Linked DNA regions of Homo sapiens: region 2 is linked to region 1. A link is a contact called in ENCODE Hi-C data. All regions are on one chromosome and are shown on one strand. The core of a region is the stretch at or near the end of the contact, and the rest is flanking DNA. Distances in the headings are between cores, read along the strand shown.

The links. A loop is a pair of places that touch in the nucleus more often than their neighbours do. Pooled maps may share reads with other maps.
Region 2: a map of dorsolateral prefrontal cortex shows a loop between it and region 1 (2.4-fold over the local background). The contact joins the promoter of CSMD2 here to the enhancer-like site in region 1. A Hi-C loop is called at or near these places in 2 of 168 maps with a recorded cell type or tissue (both dorsolateral prefrontal cortex) and 2 of 50 pooled maps.

What each region holds. Positions count from the first base shown.
Region 1 is chr1:34,054,577-34,060,211 of GRCh38, reverse strand. The region is part of intron 2 of CSMD2 (CUB and Sushi multiple domains 2); the gene reads left to right. Among named protein-coding and RNA genes, the nearest start is that of CSMD2, 110 kb to the left of the region's middle. Within about 2 kb of position 2,256, at least 3 of the 41 ENCODE cell types and tissues checked have a DNase peak (open chromatin) inside an H3K27ac peak, as active enhancers do; they include dorsolateral prefrontal cortex, where a contact is called at or near this core.
Region 2 is chr1:34,162,428-34,168,062 of GRCh38, reverse strand. CSMD2 (CUB and Sushi multiple domains 2) reads left to right here and starts at 2,833. Exons shown (of 71, transcript NM_001281956.2): 1 at 2,833-3,152. The coding sequence starts at 2,966. It also overlaps a transcript of C1orf94 not described here. RefSeq lists enhancers at 4,323-4,382, 4,803-4,932.

The sequences.
Region 1 (5,635 bases), core at 1,007-3,506:
CTGCAGATCCTCTTCTTAGGATGTTCATTCCCCTGACCCAGGGGACTGTTCTTGGCTGGTCCTCCTTTTCCTCTGTGGCATCCACTCCTGTTGACCTTTCCCATTCCTGGCCCTCATCCTCAGCTCCTGGCACCCTGTGCCTTCCTGGCATTCTTCTTTCCCTCTCTTCTAGAGGTCACAAATGTGATGAAATCCAAGGAGCCAATCGCAGCCATGGCTGTGGCTTCTGTCAGGCCAGAGGTGACCCTATGATGACCTGATGGTCCAGCAGGGTGGGGGTGAAAGGGACATTTGAATGAACACAGATGAGATGGGACCAGCCAGGCAAGAGTCCAAGGGAGTGGTGGTTGACAGGGATTCAGCCCAGAGGGATCTGGGCAGGGGAATTAGGAAAGCAAGAGTTACCCACCAGGATCCAGGGTGTGCTACAGTACTGACAATGTCGACTTTTACTGCTTGTGTTCATTCGTTCATTCATTCATTCATTCATTCACGTATTCATTCCCCACATAGTTACTGAGCACCTGTTAGGGGCCAGCCACTGAGGGAGACCATATAATATGTTAATTATACTGGGCCATGTGGTCACTCTGCAGGGTTGAACAGGCATCGCAAAAACAGTGGGGGAACAAAATACACAGATTCCCATCTCTCCCAAACTTAGCCTCTAGTAAGGGAGATTAGTAAATAAACTAGGAAACAGACAGAATGATTACAGATTTGATAAGCTTCTGAAGGAAAGAAATAGGGTGCTAGAATTGACATGGCCTGGGGAACCTACTTGGGTGGCTTGAGTATTCAGGAAGGACCCAGTTAGAATGAGGGGGCTGAGGGAAGAGGGTGTCAGATGGAGGCACATCTAGCAAAAAGCTGTGAGCCAGGAAGGTGGTGGCCTTTTGAGGCACAGAAGAAGGGCCCATGGGTCTCGCTCCACCCCTCTCAGCCCTTGGGGTGTAGCTTTTGCTGGTCACTGGAAGCACCTTGACTTCTGATGATACTGATAGCTCCATCCTTTTGCATGTGTAGCAGTGACCTTAGGGTCATAATGTCACCAAATACTTGAGCTGTGACTTGGGGAACCCTTGAGCCTAGCAGGACCTTGGGGATATTATTGTCATTGCTCACTTACTTGTGTCCTGCCATGACCCCTCATGCTTCTGTCCTATGAGACATAGCAAGTGGCCCAGTCTCTAGATTTGCAAATGGGGACCAGGGCTGGGTTTCTTTGCCTAGGACATTCACTGACCGCCACCTAAGAAGCAGCAGGTCCTAAAGTTTGGTTTAGACAAGGGCCCCACCCAAGGTTCAAGGCTAGTTGAGATCTAAAAATATAGCATCCATGGCTTCCAGCTTGTAAAACGGCTTCATGTCTGGCAGGTGGTAGAGCAATCATGTAATTCAGGGCTGGGGTGTGGGGAGCAGGGTCCAGGCTTCTGGGGACCAGGGCTGACCAGCCCTAATAAAGTAGGGCGAACAGTGCTGAAGGCCAGGTGTGCGGTTTCAACCAGGGTGGGCAGCCCAGTGGGCACTCAGACCCTCAGAGCTGACACTCACTCCAAACCCAGATCCCCAGACAACAGGCATAGGTGGTGATTCCAGCTCTAAACCCTGCCTTCTCCCTGTCTCGTCTGCCTTGGTAGATATAGACTTCCTCTGCTACTGTGGGCCCTTCACATATTCCATTCTGATGCCACAGCCTTGCACGCTGTAGCTCAACAACTTCCCTCTCCTTGGGGTAGGTCTTGGTTTATTTATCTTCATAAATTTTGTTTGATAGCTATAGGAATGTAGAGGATTTGTTTTTATATCATCATCATCATCATCATCATTTCAAGCCCTTGCTCTAGGTCAGGCATCATGCTAAGTGCCTTCCCTATAGCACCCCATTGAATCATCACAAAGATCATCTGGGGTAGGTACTGTCATCTCCATTTTGCAGGTGTGGAAACAAGGATGAGAGAGGGGAAGTGACCTGCCCGGGGTGACACAGCAAGTAAATGGCAGAGCTGGAGTCTGAAGTGCACCCGTGCTCTACCCAGCTCCTATGTGATGCAGGAGCCTGGGACCCTGTTTCTCCCAGCTCACAAGCCATCCTTGGCAAATGGAGTTGTCACTCCCACTACAGCTGTGCTCATCCTGTCCCAACTAGGTGACTATGACTGGCTTTCCCTCGTCCCACGCCCCTACTCCCAGGCTAGTTCTCTCTGCTTTCAGGCCAGGAGAAGCCAAGCCTGCCAGAAACAGCTCTGGCCAGTGTCACTGCCAGCCCAGAGCGTGCCTCACCTCCTCACCCCAACCCCCAGCTTGCCTGCCAGTGCTCAGATGTGTGGTGCTATAAAAAGCCAAGTAGTAATATGCAAATTGCCCTGATTATTTATGGCCAAGTTAGTAAATAAGCCAGAGAGACAAGGTGGGTAGTTGTTTTTATGATCTCTGCAGTCCTTGCAGGAAAATCTACAGTAGGCAGAGTCTGGGTGGGCAGAGCTGGAGCCCATGGTTTAACAAACACAGCCTAATTATCAGGCACTGGGGACAAACAAGCGAGGGGGCTTGTGGAAGGGAGTAACGGGAAGCGGTGGCCAAGAGGCGGAGGCAAGGGGCTGGAGGACTGAGTCTGGCAGCTGGACCCTCTCTGCCCACCTCTCTCTGGCTCAGCCTTTGAGCTGCCTGCCGGGAGGGGGCGGGGACTGAGACACCAATCAGTGTAAGGTGCTGTAGTGTTGCTAGGAGGGGAGGGGTCCTGACAGTTTGCCAGGGCATCGCCTCCACCAGGAGCCTCCCACTCTAAAGCTGCAGGAAACAGCATAGAAACAGCGAGAGGCTCAGGGCTTAGGGGTCTAGGAGAAGGGAAAAGGGAAGCTTCCTGCCAGCCATCAGCCTATGCTGAGGTTGGCGTGGCATCCTGGGTGGGCACCTGAATTAGTTTTCAGCGCTGTTGCATATCTGTGATTCCAGCCCTTGGAAGGTTGTGGTCAGGATGGAATCAAGCAGAGAGACCAGGGCAGAGGCTGTGGTGCTCAAGGGACTTGAGGAGATCAAGACTCCAAGCAGCCACAGGGCACAGTCAGCAGTGCTGCTAGGCTTTCGCTCCCACTCTCTGCTCAGGTGTCACTGGGAGTGGAGGGGAGACGCAGCAGATCCAGTAGATGCCACATCCATAGTTCATTGGTTGGAGCTAATGACCCCAGGAGCAACCAGCAACCCAAAAGGAGGGAGTTAGTGTATTGATACCCCAGCCTCTTCTTCCTGTAATAGGATGACTCTGAGTTGCGTATTCTATGCTCACTCCCAGTGTTCCCCAATGGGATTTAGCTCAATTGACTCCCAGTGGCACCTTATATGACCAGGTCCCCTTTCTCAGCTGCCTTCTCTTTTCTGTTTCATATCCCCTCCCCTCACTGTGCTCTTAGGGTCAACTCCCAAATAAGCTCACTTGTAGCCAAATCCTTAACACAGGTCTTGTTTTAGTGGAAATCCAACCCAGGTGATATAGCTAAACAGGTGCTGAACATTTTGATAGAAATAATTGTAATAGCTATGAGCACTTATTCTGTGCTAAGTACCATTCAAAACATTTTGCCTGTATTAAGTTATTGAAACCTCTCAACACTCTGTAAGGTAGATACCATTGTTAACCGTACATTTGATGAAGGGGAAAATGGAGCACAGACATGTTAAAGAACTTACCCAAGGTCACACAGCTGAGCCAGGATGCAAAACAAAGCACTACTAGCTTTAGAGACTATTTTCCTAATTATTATACTAAATTGCAGGCCTTTCAGATATTCCCCAAAGACCTCTTCATTCCAGGCCTTATGCTTAGCATTGGGATCCAGAGATGAAGCAGACATAGGCCCTGACCTTGGAGAACTCAGTCTTGAGGCAGAAACATGAAGGAAATAGACAAGCCAGTGCAGCATAGAGGGATGTGTCCAGAGCTGGGAGAGATTAGAGGCAGAGCACCAGGAATCAGGGAAGGTGTTCCTGAGGAGATATCACTTGAACACAAGTCTTAAAGAAGAAATGGGAGTTGGGAGATAGCAGGGGATAAATGGAGTAGGAAGAATAGTCCAGGCAGGGGAACAGTGGTGTAAAGGAGCTGAAGCGAGTGTACCACGGTGATATTCAGGGAATTGCATGCCATTCTATATGGCTGGTGTGGTATTGTGAAATATACATTTGGTCTTTGTCTCTTGTCCTGACATACGGCTGCTGAAATCCTTGGAATCTCCAAAGTGATACACATCTTATGAATGCTAATGGGTTGACTGTTGGCTTGCCATCCCTAAATATCTTCAAGACCGGGGTTGGTTACTGGGAAGACCAAGCCATGATTAAAGAGTTGGGATTTTCAGTGTCAACCCGCAAACTCTGGAGGAGAGAGGGGCTGAAGGTTGAGTTGATCACCACTGGCCTATGATTTAATTAATCATGCCTATGTAATGAAGATTCTATAAAAACTCAGAAAGACTGGGCTCAAGGAGCTTCCAGATAGCAGAACACATGGAGGTTCCTGGAGACTGATATGCTCAAAGAGGATGTGGAAACTCCATGCCTCTTCCTCCATACCTTGGCCTCTCCATCTCTTCATCTGGTGTTCATTGGTATCCTTTGTAATATTCTTTATAATAAACCAGTAAATGTAAGTATTTCCCTGAGTCCTATGAGCCACATTAGCAAATTAATCAAATCTGGGGGAGGGGGTCCTGGGAATCTTGCTTTACAGCCAGTTGGTCAGAAGTAAAGGTAAAACAACCAGGGTCTTGTGATTGGCATCTGCGGTGGGAGGCAGTCTTGTGAGACTGAGCCCTCAACCTACGGGACCTGATGCTAACTTCAGGTAGATAATCAGAGTTGAATTGCACTGGAGGACATCCAGCCTGCATCCACTGCAGAAATGATTGCTTGTTTGGTTTGTGGGGAACCCCATCCCACCTCCATTTGGTTACAGAAGTATTCTGTGTTGATTGTCGTAGAGTGAGAGCAGAGGAAAAACAGTTTGTTTTTCTACAGCTGAAAAGTTGGGAGTAGACTGGCTATTTGCTTGTTTATTGTTATTGTTGTTTGGGGAGAGAGTGGATGACTGCTGGGAGAAGCAGCAGAGGCCAGATTACAAAGGGTCTTGTCACCATGCCAGGGGGAGGCAGAGCTACCCAGGGGCTCCAACTATGTTTACAGTGTTTTATTTCCTGTGTGGGTGTTGTATATACAGGTGCTTATTATATTATTCTTCATCCTTGTGTCTCTAAAAGATTCTTATTTTTGAAAATGACTTAGAAAAAATAAAAGCATTTAGGAGGTAAACAAACCCAAAGAATAGACTGGAATCATCACCTCTCCTTACAGAGACGTAGTTCTGGGAAGGTGCCCTAAAGTCTCAAGCTTTTTTCACACCAGCTCACACGATAAGAGACAATCACCAGCTCCAATAATGTTTGACAGTGGCCTGGTTGGAAACCACTTTTTTTTAAAGAGACAGAGTCTCGCTCTGTCGCCCAGCCTAGAGTGCAGTGGCGCGATCTCGGCTCACTGCAAGCTCCGCCTCCCGGGTTCACGCCATTCTCCTTCCTCAGCCTCCCGAGTAGCTGGGACTATAGGCACCTGCCACCACGCCCGGCTAATTATTATTATTATT
Region 2 (5,635 bases), core at 1,584-4,083, 110 kb before region 1:
TAAACTTTCCTTTTGTAGCATCCTTAATTAGTAACTTTATGTGTATTTGTATACATATTTTCTGCCTTCATCAAGTCAGGGACTGTGCACTAGGTGTATATTCATTGTCTAGCACAGCACCCAGGCACATAATGATGCTCAATAAATATTTGTTGAGTAAATGAATCTTCATCTTTTCAAGGTCTTTATCCATGTCTCAGGTTCCAGACCAAATCCTACTTTCCTTCTTAAATTAGCCTTCTGATCCCCCAAGTCCAGGAAAAGCTCACTGTCTTGACATGCCTCTCGGTAGCATGCCGGTTCTTCAGTCATGGTGATTATCGCTGTCTGACGGTATCAGTTACGTGTGGGTTTCCACCTCTGGCCTGCATCCTCCCAAAGCAGGACCACACACTGTGCATCTCTGCAGGGCCCAGAGCACAGCCTCGCTCAGGGCCCCCGAGCACAGGAGGCGCTCAGTGAAAGCACGTGGACCCAAATAGATCAGAGAGCAGGAATGGCGGAGGATGTGAGTAACTGGGCCTTTTGCAGGGATAAAATAGGTGCCCTGCCCTCCACAGCCCCCAGGGAGAAGGATGACAAACGCTCCTTTTGCCCGGGAAAGTTCTGGGGGTAAATCTCATCTGCCCGTTGCAGCCACAGAGCAAAGTTCTGGAGCTGAGAAGAGGGTAAGAGAAAGCCCATTGGCCTGCAGCCCCAGAATTACAGAGCAGCCCAGACTCTCTTCTGCCCAGCTGTGGGCTGCACAGGAGGCCTGGGCATCTCTGCCAGTTCCTTTCTCTGGAGGAGAACCCCGCCTCCAAGAGAGGGGTAAAGTCGGAGCTTAGAAGCCAGGAGCCCACCCCCAGGCAAGCCCAGCTAACAGCCCCCAAGGCCACCACCACCACTCACTGCTGGCGTAGTCAGTCCCTTCCTCCTCTCCAGGGCTGGTGGGAAGGCTGAGCCCTCTCTTTCGGGGGCTGAGTCTGGACAATGGGAAGGGAGAAGCCCCCTCCTCACTGCCCCGGGAACATAAAGCAGGCCTTTCACTGAGGAGTTCTGGCTGCTTCGGTTGGTTCTTGGCACCCAGCAAGGCGGCGTCGGGAGGGGCGGGCATACAAGCGTGTTGGGGGTGGGGACCAGGCCCGCGATTCTGAGGAGATTCGCCCGCCCAGGGCCACCGGGCTGGCTCCCCAGCTGTGGGATGAGCTCATGCAGGGAAACCGGAACAACTTGGGGTGGGGGGAGGGAGGAAGAGTGGCATCTAGGAGGCTGCGAAAGCGTGGCTCTGGGGAGGAAGTTTTTCATGGGGAGTAGGGACAAGCCTCCACTCCTCCAGCCCTGCCCCCGCCCCCCAATTCATATCGTCAACTCCACAGCCCCTCTTCACACCCTTCCTTGGATGGAAATTCCTGGCCACGCTGACAGCCGGCCAACCTGGGTCGCCAGCCACCCCCAGCCTGGCTCGCCATCCCTACAGTCCCTCTCCACACCCTTCCCCGGAAATTCTCAGGCCCCACCGCCCGCCGGCCACTGCCCCCTTGGCCACACAGATGCCAACGCTCCGTTTTGGCCAAATCAGGCTGCCCTAAGCCCGGAGCACAGCTTCTCTGGGGTGTGTCGGCAAAGGGGGCGGGGGTGCCCATCGCAGGTGCCTTTCCACTGCACGCGCCAGCAGAAGCCTCCTCTCTGGACCTTGCCCCTCCCAGTTTCCTCCAGCCTCCCCCCATGAAGCGTCTCTTCCCTCTCGCCGAGAGTTTGGCGTAGACAGCGAAGGAGCCATCGTGACTGGCGGAGAAGCCTGGAGTAGACGAGACAGAGACGGCGACCGAGTCGGGTGGGGGATGGGGTGGGGACCGACACTAAGCCCTTGGGGCCTAGAGGCAGCCGCTACTGGGGAGAGGTGGGGAGCAGCTCACGTCCTTGGGAAGAACTCTCTTGGTTTGGGGCCTTGGCTGGGAGGAGGAAGGGGAGAAGAAGAAGTAGGATCCGATTATTTAAATTTGGGGATAAATTGTACTAGTAACTCTTGCACCGTCCTTCCACCAACCTCACTCCCCACCCCCAACTCGCGTGCACACAGGGACCGCCTCTGCCACCCTGAGATTTTTGTCTTAGGGTAGGAGTGGGACCGCACTGGGTCAAATGAACCGGTTCCCCCCCCTCCCCACCCCACACACAACCCCCCTCCACCGCCCTCCAATTCTTAACCCTGCCTCTGTCTACGCACACACGCCCCTCTCCTGGGATGGGGTAGGAGGCTATTGTGAATGAGGCTCATAAGCATCGCCCCCGGCCCTAGATGGCAAGTTCAAAGCCACCACCCAAGATCAGCTGGTAAGAGCCAAGACTTGGGGAACGCGTCCTTCTTTGGTTACCTTTTCCCAGACAGGATTCCAATTTCCAAACGTGGAAGAGGTGTGCGTGTATGTGCCTGTGTGTGTGAGTGCGTGTGTCTCTGTCACTGTGTGTGTGTGTGTGTGTTTGTGTGTGTGTGTGTGGAGAGGGGGGTGTATTAATGGGTGATGTTATAAATGAAAACAGGAGGACTGAACTTAAAAGAAACTGGTCAATTGCAAAACAGACACGGATAAACAACCCTTTAGATGTAATTTGTGGTTTATCTGGAGGTGGAGGTGGCGCTGAAGAGGAACCCCCGCCCCCCAATATTTTATCCTTAGCTGCGCCTCCACCCCCAGCATTTGGAGCGGCGGAGAAGCGGCTCCGGAGTGATTAATCCGGGGATAATTCACCCCCTCCCGCCCCCCGGCGCGAACCCCGCGAAGCGGGATTGGAGCGAGTCATTTCCGAGAGCGCAGCGCGCCTCTCCCCGGCCGGGCGGACACTTGGTTCATTCCAGCCGCAGAAGCTCAGGGCTCCCGCGTACCGGGATTTTTTCCGAGCAGAAAAAAGCTCCAGAGCTCTCCTGACCTCCTTTCTCCTCGGCGGCGAGCGGAGCCTCTCCCTCGGCGCTGCCGGCCGCGCCATGCCGCGCTCGCGGGGACGGGAGCTGGGGCGCTGCGGCTGCCCCGCGGGGAGGGCTCGCGGCGAAACCGGGATTTCGGCGCTTGTGCCGGGCGCCGGGAGCCGCTGGGGCCGCCCGCCGCCGCCAACGCCGCCGCCTCTGCTGCTGTTGCTGGGCTGTGGGTTGCTCAGCGTCTCGGCCGCCGCGGGTGAGTCCAGCCGCGCCGAGGAGCCAGCGGCCGCCGCGCGCCCCACCCGAGCCCCGAGCCCACCCATCCTCGACCCGGTCCCAGTCCCTCCCCCCGCCTCTATCCCTGCCTGAATCTCCCACCCTCCCAGTTGCCTACTCTCATTCTCATCCCTGCCTCCGTCTCCCACCCCACCCTCAGCCACGTCCTCACCTCCACCCTCACCCTCACTGCTGCCCCAACCCCAGCCGCAACTTGGACGGATGCGGCCGGTGTGGGGGCCTGGGAGACAGACATCCCCGCCCGGGGTTGCGGGGCACCTGGTCTGTGGCTTCAGTTTCTCCAGCCTCCCAGCCCCCACGGTGCTAGGCTTTTTCCCGATAAACTTTCCGGGAGCCCTACTCCCCCGGCTCCTGATTCTGCCAGGCACGCTGGTCCTGGGGGCTGGAGAGGAACCGTGCGCCCCCTCCCCATTTCTGCGTCTGCAAGGTCTGCCCTTCCCTGCCCCCGCCCATTTTCTCCAATTGAAACCGGTGCCCCCTCTGGAACCGACTGCAGACTGCGGCCGCCATCCCCCTCCTCAAATGCTACCCCTCCCTCGGCGCTCGGAGCTAGGAGGGGGTTCAGGTGGACGCGTGCCCACGGTGGGGGTCCCGCGCATTCCTTGCAGGAGGGTGCAGGTGGGGGCTGGAGGGTGTTGAGGGATGGGAAGGAGGGGGTGGGGGTTGTAGCCCGAGGCGGGGGAGGGAGTGCCGCCGCCAGGCTTCGCGCTGCCACATTCCCCTCGGTGCTCACTCCGCGCCAAAGTGCCCTTTCCCGCGCCCTGCTGCAGCCGAGCGCCTCGGCTGCGGCAGCGGCAGCGGCGGCGCGGGCGGCGGGACCAGCTCCCGACGACCGAGTCCGGGAAGGGGCAGATCTAGCGGGTGCGGAGAGTCCCGGAACTTCGCGGGTGTCTGGCTGCAGCTTGCAGCGCGCGGGGGAGGTACGCGAACCTTCGAGGGAACCCGGTCCCCTGTGGAGGCTACTGGCCGCGACTGGTGCCCTCCCGCTTTACCCACAGCACCCCTCCGAAGCTCAGTTCTAGCTACAAGCTAGAAAGTTCCGTGTGCCCGGGTGGAGACGGGTCCAAACCGGGATGCCTGGAACCGCATTTTCATTTAGCCCGCGAGGCTGACACCCACTGGGGGAGAAACCGAAACACCTGCTGGCCAGGCCTAGACCTAGGGCACCTTCGACCTGGAGCCGTGTTTTCTTTTTTGTTTTTGTTTTTGTTTTGTTTTGTTTTGTTTTGAAACCACCGATTGAACCTCTGAAGGCTTGGCCTGGACCACCCCAGTTCCCCTTCTTGGGAAAGTGCGCCTCTCCTCTGGCAGGTCAGTGAGTGGCGAGCTCTCTGGCCCACTCTGGCCTTCAGCGTCTTGTGAGTCTGTCCTCGCAGACCGTGTCGCCCACCGCTTAACCGCGGCATGTTGGGGTTCTTGGTCAGGGAGGGCGCCCCGAGCCAGCTCTGGCTCTCTCATTCCTAGCTGACGGGACTTTCTTAGGTTCTGCTAAGAGTCATAGCCACCGACACCCAGAGAGGGGCGCCCGCGGTGCGCGCGCCTGGGAGCTCTGGCCTCTCGCACACCCACACCCACTGGGAGGCTGTGCATACCGACGCTGCTGGTCACCCAGACTTGCCACATGGGCGGTGGGGGAATCGCTGCTACCTCCCGCCAGGCCTCCCGGACGTACGTTGAGGCGAGGCCGGTCTCTGGCTTAGCTGATTGGAGAATGTCTCGGCATCGGACTGAATTGTTTTTCTGGCTAGATTTGTCCCTGCCCCTTGGGCATATCCTGCCCCTAGGGGAGAGAAAAAGGCCGACTCACCGGCGCTTGCACCGCTCAGCGGTGCTGGAATCCTGCCCTATAGAGATCCATTTGCTCGCAGCTCCTTGCTCAGTAGAGAAGTTGCGGGGAGGGGGCCTTGTGTTCATGGCTTGGGGTAGTTCCTCTCCGGCAGGCCCTGCTCTGGCTTGCAAGCTTCCAGTACATTTCTTTTCTTTTCTTCTCTTTCTTTTTAAATTTTTTTTAAGACGGAGTTTTGCTCTTCTCGCCCAGGCTGGAGTGCAATGGCGCGGTCTCAGCTCACTGCAACCTCCGCCTCCTGGGTTCAAGCGATTCTCCTGCCTCAGTCTTCCGAGTAGCTGGGATTACAGGCGACCGTCACCACGCCCGGTTAATTTTTGTATTTTTAGGAGAGATGGGGTTTCACCATGTTGGCCAGGCTGGTCTCGAGCTCCTGACTTCAGGTGATCCGCCTGCCTCTGCCTCCCAAAGTGCTGGGCTTACAGATGTGAGCCACCGCGCCCAGCCCAGTACATTTCTTTTTAAGCCTTTCCCGCCTTTAGATGGGCTGTTTGGCCTTGCAGGCAGCAGAGATTTGGAAATGGACTTGGTGACAGAAGATCGGCAGGATTTGGTACATTAGAAGGGGAAACACATTCATTTTGTGTTCAGTTCAC